Linked DNA regions of Mus musculus: region 2 is linked to region 1. The links are chromatin contacts, found by Hi-C or POLR2A ChIA-PET in ENCODE. All regions are on one chromosome and are shown on one strand. The core of a region is the stretch at or near the end of the contact, and the rest is flanking DNA. Distances in the headings are between cores, read along the strand shown.

Region 1 (5,382 bases), core at 1,738-4,237:
GTGTTTTCAGTGTATACACAAAGGCCCCATTCTTGAATTAAATGGTAATAGTTTTGGCAGGCATGACTTAAAATCTGTTCTGCAGAATCATGAAAAAAAATGAGGATAGACCTTGGTTGTAGTCAAACTCTCCTCAACTTGTGTTCTCCAAAACATCTGGAAATGCCTCATACTTGACGGGCCGTGTTGTGAACCTGACAGAATACAAGCCCCTCAGTCAGTCAGTGATGGTGGGCATGAGGCTTTGCCTTCCTAGTTAGCTTAAATGATGGTATAGCTGAATTTCAGCTCATTATTCAGCAGCCAATTGTAAATAAGCTTTGTGACTTAAATGTGCAGAAGAAACACTAACAAATCTGTGTAGGATGGGCATCAGTGACACTTGAATGGATAGGGAAGGAAGCCATCACTACAACTATGGAAATCTTTAAGAAAGAAGGAATTCTTTTTTAGATTATGTACATTTGTACCATTGAAGAGAAAATAAGGAACAGGCATTTTGAGGATGGATAAAGAATCTCAAGGATTAGAAGCAAATGTCGAACTAACACTGTGTCGTTACTGGAATAACAGCTGTTGGTTTTTACATGTAACGTCCACTCTCGAGACCCCTGTGTAAGAGAAACTACAAATTAATTAGCAAGTTTATTGTGTCTGAAGGCTGGACTCTTGTGAAGTCTAATGGCTCTATTTCTAGCCATCGAAATACTTGAAAATTAGATTTTGCTCTATTATCAAACTAATTGCAACCAGACATTCCATTTCTTTCATTTATTCAGAGGGATACATGATTTCCCTGTCCATTATTGAATAATATGAAAACATTGTGCCAAAGAATCTTAGGGGTACTACTTCCAGCCCTTCTTTAATTATTAATGCTTCCTTTATCAAGCATTGTGAGAGAAGCCATGTTTCTAAAGTAACTAGGACTTGATATGGTTCTATGCTTTGATAAAAATTAATAAATGGGGATTGGAACTGGGGACATGAAGTGTGAAACTGTATTTCAACGTGTTTCAAAGTGTAGGTTTCCTCTGTGATCTATATTTTATCAGCTACTAGCTCACATTTAGTAGTGCACTTGCTCTTGACTCATCAATTTCTTTTGCTGTGATAGCTTCTTTAAATCGTCAGAACCAAAATGTGGAAGAGGAGAGACAACCACTGGCCATATTGCAAGCCTTGCGTCGGGGCGTTTGTGCTGCTATCCGTTACTGGAGCTGAGCTAATGCTGCTTTCCTTTGTCCTCTTTCCTTGGAATAGTTTGCCAGGCTGGGAACAATACTGGTACACCCAGCTGCTCTCAGTAAGCTCACTTTCTCACTGCCATCTTGCTTCCAATCCTGACCCCAGCCCAATTCTAGAAGTATATACCTGTAATTACAAGTATTTAAATGCACGAAAGAACAAGCCAGACCACACTGTGTGGGTCATGCAAATAGTAACAAGGCCTTTGAAGGATTCATGCATGGTGGCACTTGTATGGGACCCTAGCACTTAGAAGAACACTGTAACATCAAAGTCCGTCTGGGCAAAGTAGTGAATTCCAGGACAGTCTGGGCTACACAGTGAGGCACTCTCCTTTAACTAGAATGACAAAAAAACAAAACAAAACAAAAACAAACAAACAAACAAAAAAAAAGAGAGAGTTAGTTTAGCGATGGAGAACAGTTAAGAGCCAAGGCTGCTCACATCTCATTGTTGTCTGTCTTCTAGCTCTCTTCTTTTGCCCCACCTACTTATCTGCTTTGATTGGCAGGAGGGTGTTCTGGTCCCTGGACTGCCTTGTCAATGAGTTGCTGATGCTTTTGCTTGTCTTCTCCCTTAGCAATTTGGCAGTTAAATGAAACTTTTTACATCAACTGACAACTTCTATTGGTTGCTCAGATTCTCAGGTATGTATATGACCAGTTGATTCAAGTGATTCAGTTAGGGCAGGGATCTGAGTTTACCATGATCATACTTTCTAAGACTAAACCCTCGAGATTAGTTCCACGACTCAGATGTGTAATGTCTTTGGTCTTTTTTCTAAGATTTTTATTGAGGTCCTAAAGAACACACTCTGGTTTGTTCTTCATAAGAGGATCTACATTATTCAGATTTAAGAAGTGATATCTTGCTTTATCTGAAGACATTATTCTATAAATTCTGGGCTTATTTGTCATGAAGGTTTCCATATCAAGAAAAATTTCTGGTTTTTAGACACATGAGCTCAATGGAGTTTTACTCCTTGTTTAGTTGGCATAATTATTACTCGTTACAGGTCAGACTGCAATAAATTTAAAATAAAACAATTTTATCATATCTGATCTAAAAAAATTATCTACTTGGATGAGCTAAATATTATAGAATTATATTTATATGAGTGTCTGTCAGCTCTCCTGCACCTTCTGAAGAGCATGCCAGTGAGAATGCTTTAGATAAAAAGGGGACATTTTTCTAGGAAAACTTTTGTAAGTGGAATATTCTAAAGAGACTCAGTTAAAACTGATACAGTCAGAAAATTGTGACATCTTTCTCTTTGAAGATTTAATACATCCCCAACATTTTTCAGTGATATTCTCTATGGAGATTTTATCCTATAAAATACCAGTTCTACATACACAATGAAGAAGAGCATTGTGAAAATTTTATTGAATGTTACCTTTGAGAAATACTGGGTTTGGAGGACGCTGTTCCAAATAGCCTGCAAGAGCTTCTTGAAAAGCCTCTTGCTTCGTGCTGAGATTTGCAGAAAATATGGATTGATTTTCCTCTGTGGGTGTCAGAAGGAGGGCATATGCCTAAAGGGAAAAAAAACTGTAACTGAATTGCCTTCCTTTTCTCTTGCCTTTCTGTAATCCTCTCACCAGAAGTCACGGAATTTAGTAGCACTTCACCTCCCCCACAAGATCTAATGCTGTAATATTCCTTCTGTGGCTATGTTTGGCACTCTTATGAGTTCGCCTACAAAACTGATGCATTAGAGAAGGATGGTGAGACATTGTCATGGCCTAGTATGTGCATCCCAGAGAAGAGAGGAGTAGCCTGCAGCCCCTATCTAAAGGGTTAATATTTAGAGTCAGACAGATCTGGGCTCCTTGCCTGAACATTCTGAGTCAAAAGACTTGGAGCAGGGCCGAGTGCTATTTTAACCAGCTGCTCAGTTTATACTTATCTTTGGGCAAATTTGGGAAATAATGATGAAAGATTTCATTCTCATTTTCTTCATTCACAATGTGGGAAATGTTAAAAAAAAAAGTAAAATTAGATAGTATGAATGACGATATCCCTGAAAAAGTCCCTACATGATGCTTGGAATATGATGTGTACTATGTAAGTGGTAGAGCCCCATCTCGTAACACACTGTGGGAGAAATTGACTAGCCCTTTAAAGAAAGTATAAATGATTTCCTTGAATAGACCAGTGGCAGTAGAGCTTCTACTTGAGGTTAAAGAGGACAACTCTTTCTTCTGGTCTTCCATAAGGGATATCTTACACAACTTGACTTTTCCATTCATTAGTCAATTACCCTGATATATGTCCCACATCCTTATTTGTGTTATCTTTATCAACTGAGCCATATAAATGCATGTGGGTCTGTTATAAAGGGGGAAAGTACCCATCCGTTCACTCATGAATTCCACGTGTGGTGGAGTACCTGCTGTCAGTCCTTTTTCCGGGTGACAGAGGTGTATGGGTGAGGCTGGCAGCAGGAGCAGTGGGAGCAGCAGCAGCAGCAGCAGCAGCAGCAGCAGCAGCAGCAGCAGCAACAGCAGCAGCAGCAGCAACAGCAGCAGCAACAGCAGCAGCAGCACACCACAGTTACTCCATGCTCAGGATGAGCTAGCTGTTTTCATGGAGCAATAAGAGCCCCGCCAACCTTCCTGTCTAACTTACATCTTATGACTACAATAAGTATGGAGTCACTAGGGCTTCAACTATCTTTCTGAAGTCACAGAATCAAGGTTATAGAGTATAGCTAAAAAGGAGTCTCAGTACTTCTGTGAGATACTTTAGTGTTTGCCCAGTTTATGCAGAGTTCGTTGGTTATTTATTCACTATGAGTAAGTTGGTGAATGACAATCAGTACCTGAAACTATGTCTGCATCTCCCCATTAAATCCCTCTTGTTAAGCAGGGCACACATTTTAACAATCTTTGTGGTAGTTGAATTTGTAGTCATTGACCATAGAAAAACAACACATTTTACTGGACTACATATATATATAAAATGTATATGTGTTAAAGGCATGGGCAGATGAAGGACAGGTTTGAGTTATACCACCTTCACTATGTTTTATTGATGTTGAAATTGTTTTGTTAGTAGAAAACAAACTGTTTCCCATTCATTACTTTCTGATCACAGTCTGCCCTCCCTATCTCCTTCCAGATTTCCCCACCTTCCCATACCTCCAACTCCAGGCCTTTTCTCTTTTCTTTCTCTCCCTCTTAAGAAAACAAACAGGCACATAGAAAAGATAAACAAAAACAAAACAAACAGAAAAAGAAAAAAGAGTATGTAAAATGTATACACATATAGACACACACATGTCCATATACACAAAACCCATAAAAACACAAAATCAGAAAACATAACATACAAGCAAAACAGCAGTAACCTTAGAAAAATAAAAGCCCACACAAAGCAATATGAGACAAAAAAAATTCTCCGAAAATATCTTTGAGTATGTTTTATATTGGCCATCTACTGTTGGGCATGCCCTTCAGTGAGATATGCCCTTAGATAAACTAATTTTTCAGTTACAAGTAGTAATCATCTATTGGAAGTTCTTGTCTGTTTCTCCATCTCAGTGCTGGGAGCACATCTGGCTTGAATCCATGCAAGTTCCATGCATACTACTACATTCTCCATGAGTTCATATATGCACCAGTTCTTTTGTATCTGCATGGCCTTGTTTATTTGGTATAGACCATCCCCTCTGGTTCTCACAGTCTTTATGTCTTCTCTTCCACAGTCTCCTGAGTCCTGAGGGGAGAGATTTGATGATGACATCTCATTTAGGACTGAGTGTTCCGAGGCCTCCCACTATATACATTGTCCAGTGTGGGTCTCTGTGTTCGTTCCCATCTATAGGAAGAAGCTCTCTTATGATGGCTGAGCAAGACAGTGATTTTTGTTGTTAGGAGTAATTTTACTCCTACGCTCCTTTAGCAGAACAATAATATTTAAGTTTCCCTAGATCCATGGCCTATCTAGTCTTAGGCTCTTGGCCATCCAAACATTGTCATGGAATTTATCTCATGGAGTTGGCTTTAAATTCAACATAGTGTTTATTTACACCCAAAATGTTTGTGCCACTGTTGCCCAAGCATGTCACGCAGGCAAGTCACTATTGTAGATGGAAAGGTTTGTACATGTGTTGGTTATTAACTTCCACCT
Region 2 (5,805 bases), core at 2,624-5,123, 93 kb before region 1:
TTTCAAGTCTATTTTAAAGCGACACAAGAGAAGGTAATACAGGGTATTCAGGAAGGCTCTGTGTACTTAACCTGGCAGAGCTTTCTACAAAATATTTTGTTATTTTATTTATGTGTGCATCCTACAGTGAAAGTGGGAAGGCCCTGGAGTGTATCAGAGCGGGGGGAAAAAAAGCAGAAGCACAGGCAACCCGTTTACATTGCATGGAGGCAGCCTAGCTCAGCTTAACTATGTCTTATTATATTTTTTGATTTGGGGGGGGCTGTTTGATGCATACATTTCATAAATGTCTAATCTCATTTAAATGACCATTTACATCTGTGAAATACACTTTGTGCCCTTGTTCTTCTGCATACTCTTGGAGCCCAGGAGTGTGGTGATTCCTTTGTTTTTTCAAAGGAAATTCGATGTGCACATTCTCCTTACAAGGGTTAGTAGAGTAAGACAGGGAAGCGATCTTAGTGATTCTACTTAATGAGGAAAAAACCCTTCCCCTATGTGTACACTGATGGGAATTGCACAAGTACAGCAGGAAGGGGTTTGCTGTTCCACGCTCAGAGTTTCTTTTCTTAACACCATGAAATTAAGAACGTGCCAGTGTGGAGCTGCATACCCCTGATCTCTTTCAAATAAGCAGTGTAGTATATTATTTCCTTTATGTTCTTTTACAGCTCATGCAGGGAAAGATAATTGAGTCCTTGACAGATGTCTATATTTCAGAGGGAAATTTATTTGTGAAAGAACAAACATGTATTACTTTTAACACAGGGCTATTCATTATGTGGGCCACAAGGTGCCTTTCGATGACTTGTAAATTGAAATTAATATTTTCTCTTGCCGTCCTAAATATGCATAAGCAATTTTGACTGGTTGATGCAACCAACTCAAAGCTCATTCTTGGATTTCCATGTAGCTTTCTGCTCTTGATCAAGACTGGGCACTCTTAGGTCATATGTGAAGTGCAGAATAAGAAAGCATTTATATTTCCTTCTTTTTCCAGAGAAGCTCATGGACCTGCACATTCCGCAGTATTTGCAGAATAAGTACTCTCTACCGCACCCATCCTCGCAAGGAAGTGTCTCTTAGATGTGGCCCAACAGAAGGGAAACAGCAAAGATTCTCCACGAATTCATCTTTACTCATGTGTGCTTAGAATGTCTACCTTTACTTGAGTGTGCTCAGAACGTCTATCTTCCAAACCAAACACGGGTGTTGTACAGATGAGATGCTCCTAACAATTTTGTATGAGGTGGGTCAGCTTGGAGAACTGCGCAAGCAACAATCACATGATGGCAGATTGAGAAAACAATTGGGAGCTTTACAGGGAAATGTGTACCTCCATCTGCTCCACAGCACTGCCTATGAACATGCTGCTCTCCATAAATTATGCCTCACGTTCTTAGCTGTTGGCTGGCTGCACATCTTTTGCACCATGACTACGCATAGCATTATAGAATTAAACTGATAGCATACAGTACCAGAAAGGACCTTAATTTAATGTTATCCCTGTAGGGGATGACTTTTTCAGTGGTAGGAGAAGGCTTTGTTATGGTTTGCTTCTAATTATTGCTGCCTACATACAAATTGGCATGCCCTAAAGCCACAACTCCTGAAGCTCTCTGGCTGCAGGCTTGAGGTGGCTTCCCTAGAGGGCTGATGAGTCTTTTGTCAAATTGACAGCAACTAGAGTCACCTGGGAAGTGGGACCCTCAAATTAGGAATTACCCTCATCAGATTGGCCTCTGGAGTCATTGTCTTGATGTATTCCTGACTGTGGGAAAGCTTGGCCCACCAAGGGTGGTGCCACTCCTAGGCAAATGGCTCCAAACTGACTAAGAAAACAAGCTGAGCAAGCTATTAAAAAAAAAAAATCCAGGAAACAGCATTCCTCTGTGATGGTCTTTGCTTCTGTTCCTGCCTCTAGGTTCTTGGCTGAGCTTCTGCCTAGTCCCTCAGAGATGGACAGTTTCCTGAAAGTGTATGCTGAACAAACCCTTTCCTCCCAAGTTGACTATTGTGTGTGTTTTATCACGGCAACAGAACACCCAAACCAAACTAGGACACCAGAACTGAGTTTGCATTCTGAAACCCTAAACTGTCCACCAGGAGCTTGAGGGTATGAGACAAGAGTATAGTTAGACATTTTAACGATCTCTCTCTCTCTCTCTCTCTCTCTCTCTCTCTCTCTCTCTCTCTCTTTCACACACACACACACACACACACACACACACACACACACACACACACACACCTGTGAACAAGAAATTTTCTTGGGATCAGAAGGTATTGTATTAAAAAAAAAAAAAAGTCCACTACAGCCTGAGAACACTAAATCAAGTTTTCTTCTCTCACAAAAAATTAACCATTTGTTTATTTGTTTGTATTGGAGAAGGCACATATATCTATGAATGTGCATACAGAGAGCACAGAAGAGTGGCTATCTCAATGACACCTTGCTTCAAAAAGGGTTTTAAGAGCTTGTTTCATTTAGACCAGGGTAAAGAAATGACTTAGGAGCAATGCCAAAGATCAGCCCTAGTGTGTGTCGCCCTCATCAGTAAACTGAATCTGTTTCTGACGTCTTTTTATGACATTTAGTTTCTACAAAGAATTTCTTATCTCTACCTGAGAACCTAGGGTCAAAGGCTTTCCCTGGAATTTGGGTTGAGAAATAAAAGCTCAGACTGGCCTGGTCAACCTGATTTATCTCTGGCTCACCACTGCTGCCTGATAAGCTGTGATAGTCACTGAAGTAGTTTCCCTATGGAGAAATGGATTTTCTTTCTGGGAATTCCCCTGTGGCTTGAGAGCATAGCCTCCTTCACCCTAGCTCCCCCTTTCCACTGCATTTTCTTCATCTCATTCCAGGGACTTCTTCCACATCTTCAGTGACCTTCTTCCAATATCCCCCAATCCTGCCAAACAGAACTTCATAGATGGAGGCAGAGAGGAGCTCCTTGAAAAGACCAGCACTTGGTTGCAGAGCCACAGTAGCACAGGGATCTGCTGCGACAATAAGATTAAATAAAAGATATGGTGGAACTCTGGAGAAAGAAGCAGAGGACTTTGCACAGCAAGGGCACCATGAATACTCCAAAAGTCACTACACAAGGGGAGATTTAAATACCTGTTTCTATTAAAAGCTCTTCAATTGTGTGTGTGTGTGCGTGGGGGGGGGGGTGTGCAGATAGTAACGCGCAGTGACCAAACCTCTACCACACAACACTTCTGGCTTTTACTCATCCTGTCCTATTTCTCTTGCTTTAGGGCGATGCCGGGATGGGACTGGTCTGGTTGTCTTGTGTGCCAAAGCTGAGTGCTCCTCAGAAGCAGAAAGGGACAGCAGGTGGAGGTGGGAAGTCAGGAAAGGCAAACCTCTGGTCTTGGGGTTCTGGCCAGGAAACCGCATGCAACCTGTGTGTGGTTCGAATTCAGGGACCTGGCTGCAGGAGGTGACTTCGAATGGAATTACACCTCAGCTAAGGGTTCGAAACCAGCATCTTCTCTCCGGGTGCAGACCACCTGGCAGAGCCCCAGCCCAAAGGGCGCTGAGGAGGAAGGAGGTCCCTCACCCCCTCGGGAAGCAGCCCCCTATCCAACTCAGATCTCGTCCTCTACCTCTTTCCACGCAGCTGGCGCGGTCACCGCGCGGGGCTGGCCAGAAAGGACCCGGGACTCCGCCGCGTCCCAGAGACTATCGGGCCCTGGCCTTCTCCACGCTCCCCAGAGACCTTGGGACAGTGGCCACCCTCCGACCCGCCCGGGACTCCAAGCACCCGCCGCGCGCTCCCCGGGAGCGGGGAAGCCAAAGCCGGGCTCTGAGGGCTGGAGGCGGAGCCGAGGCGGGAGCCGCCCCGGGGGAGGGAGCGGGCGGTCCCGGAGCCCAGCGCGCGGCCCGGGAAGGAAGGAGGCCAGCAGCGGCCGCGGCCGCGTGCTCAGCCTGTCCCCGCCCTGGGACCCGGAGCCTCCAACTAACTCCGCCCGCCGCCCGCGGGCTCCCGCTTCCGTCCCGGGAAGAGCCTGCGGCCGCGCAGGTTAGTGTGGCCGGCGCCGGGCGCGGCGGGGAGAGGGTCGGGCGCGGGGCGGGGCGCGGAAGTTGGGCAGAGGCGGGGCGGGGAGCGGGCTGCTGGTCCCTTGGCTTCCTGGCGCAGGGACCCGGTGGGTTTCCTCCGGCGCGGCCGGGGTCCTGGCATCCGGCGTCCGAGCCTTCCTGGCATTCCCAAGTGCTGGGGTTGTCAGCACCACCGCGTTCTTCACCGGTGCTGTGCCCACTGTGGCACTTTAACTGCGCCCTCGCCTTTCTGGGCGCGTTTGTTCATTCGCCTTGGGTTTTTTGTGCCCCCCTTTTGGACAACTCTAAGTGGCGGTTGCGAAGCCCCGCGGGACCCCGAGTGGATCCTTAGGACTAGTTTGAGCGTTAGTAGGGGCCGCGCAGATTGACAGCTACGGACGTGGAATACCGACTGAGGCGCTTGAAGTGCTGGCAAGTGCCTGGAAGCATGGAAATTCCCCATCCTCATCGCCAGCCCAGCTCTGCTGTCTCCCCGCGGTTTTCTGCCAGCTTTAGAGTGTGTGTAATCCTCCAGGGAAGGGTGATTGCTCTGTCAGGCAGGATGGACAGTACCCACTACTTCCTATATTCACTAAATCTGGTTGGGTCACCTCATCTGTGTGGCCTTGGTACTCTCTTCCATCAGAATCTTTGTTGACCTGGACAAATACGCGTTGTTCTGTTGGCTGCTTAGAGCTTGCTGGGACGATTTTAGAGGGCTGTGTGGTGGTTTTGAGCCAAAGTCTTAGGCTGAAGCTCTGTGCTAGTGGGTCCCTGACCTGAGTTTGGTCCTAAAGCTGAGATTTGGTGACTTAAAGATGAATTTGGCCTGGAGCTCTTTAAGTCTGAGAGGGACAGCACCGCATTTTCTGGAACTGGTTAACAGAGCTGAAACTGTCCTTTATCCAGCAAACCCTATGTCTAAGCTATGGATCTCTGTTCCCATGGTTATAGAAATTCAACTACCATGAAGATCCTACTGGCCCCAGTCTTAGAGACAAGAACTTTTGCTTCAGATGTTTTGTTGTCTCTACAGTCTTGTTTCCATCCTACAAGTAAAATTAATTTGGGGGGGGGGGGACCTTCTTCTTTGTAAAGTGAATTCAGAAACTTAGTTGATAATCACAGACACAAGAGACATCGTTTAATGTCTTCTAACTACCTTATAAGGAAAACCGCCAAGAAAATCAGCTTTATACTCTGTATTAAATGGCTAAGGCCTGTCATTCTTATAGCCTAAATTTAATAGACATTTTCATGAGTCCCTGTATTATGCAATGCAAGTCTGCTGGGTGCTTTATAGAGCAAGACATGGAATATATTTCTTGCCCTTAAGGGCTTTCTAAACTAATTTAGTGACACCTATATCTTTATATGGACATCAAACATATTCTAACAGCAATACGTGGCTTGTAGAAAGTGTCAAGAAAGCTGTATATAAGCCCTTGTAGGTCATAATTTTGTGAGGCTGCCTCACAGAATGGAGTAAATACCAGGTTCACTAAGAATGTACTTTCTAAAACTAATGTCTCAAATGCCCAGGTTTCATCAAATAGACGCACATTTGGAAATAACTATTTTAGAGCAAAAGCAGCCAGTAAGACAGTGGTCCTAATGCCGGGACCCTTTAATATAGTTTCTCACATTGTGGTGACCCCAACCATAGAATTATTTTTTCTTTATAAGTTCATAACTGTGATTTTGCTAATGTTTTGAATTATAATGTGAATATCAATATTTTCCCAATGAGCTTA

The links. A loop is a pair of places that touch in the nucleus more often than their neighbours do. ChIA-PET counts read pairs that join two places held with the same protein, here RNA polymerase II (POLR2A).
Region 2: a map of heart shows a loop between it and region 1 (1.8-fold over the local background). The contact joins the promoter of Pam here to the enhancer-like site in region 1. A Hi-C loop is called at or near these places in 1 of 37 maps with a recorded cell type or tissue (heart). POLR2A ChIA-PET finds 5 or more read pairs at or near these places in 1 of 5 experiments (embryonic stem cell).

Annotation. Positions count from the first base shown.
Region 1 is chr1:98,000,673-98,006,054 of GRCm38, reverse strand. The region is part of intron 1 of Pam (peptidylglycine alpha-amidating monooxygenase); the gene reads left to right. Among named protein-coding and RNA genes, the nearest start is that of B230216N24Rik, 44 kb to the left of the region's middle. Within about 2 kb of position 2,987, at least 1 of the 3 ENCODE cell types and tissues checked has a DNase peak (open chromatin) inside an H3K27ac peak, as active enhancers do.
Region 2 is chr1:98,093,714-98,099,518 of GRCm38, reverse strand. It overlaps Pam (peptidylglycine alpha-amidating monooxygenase), which reads left to right and starts at 3,873. Exons shown (of 26, transcript NM_001357127.1): 1 at 3,873-4,034.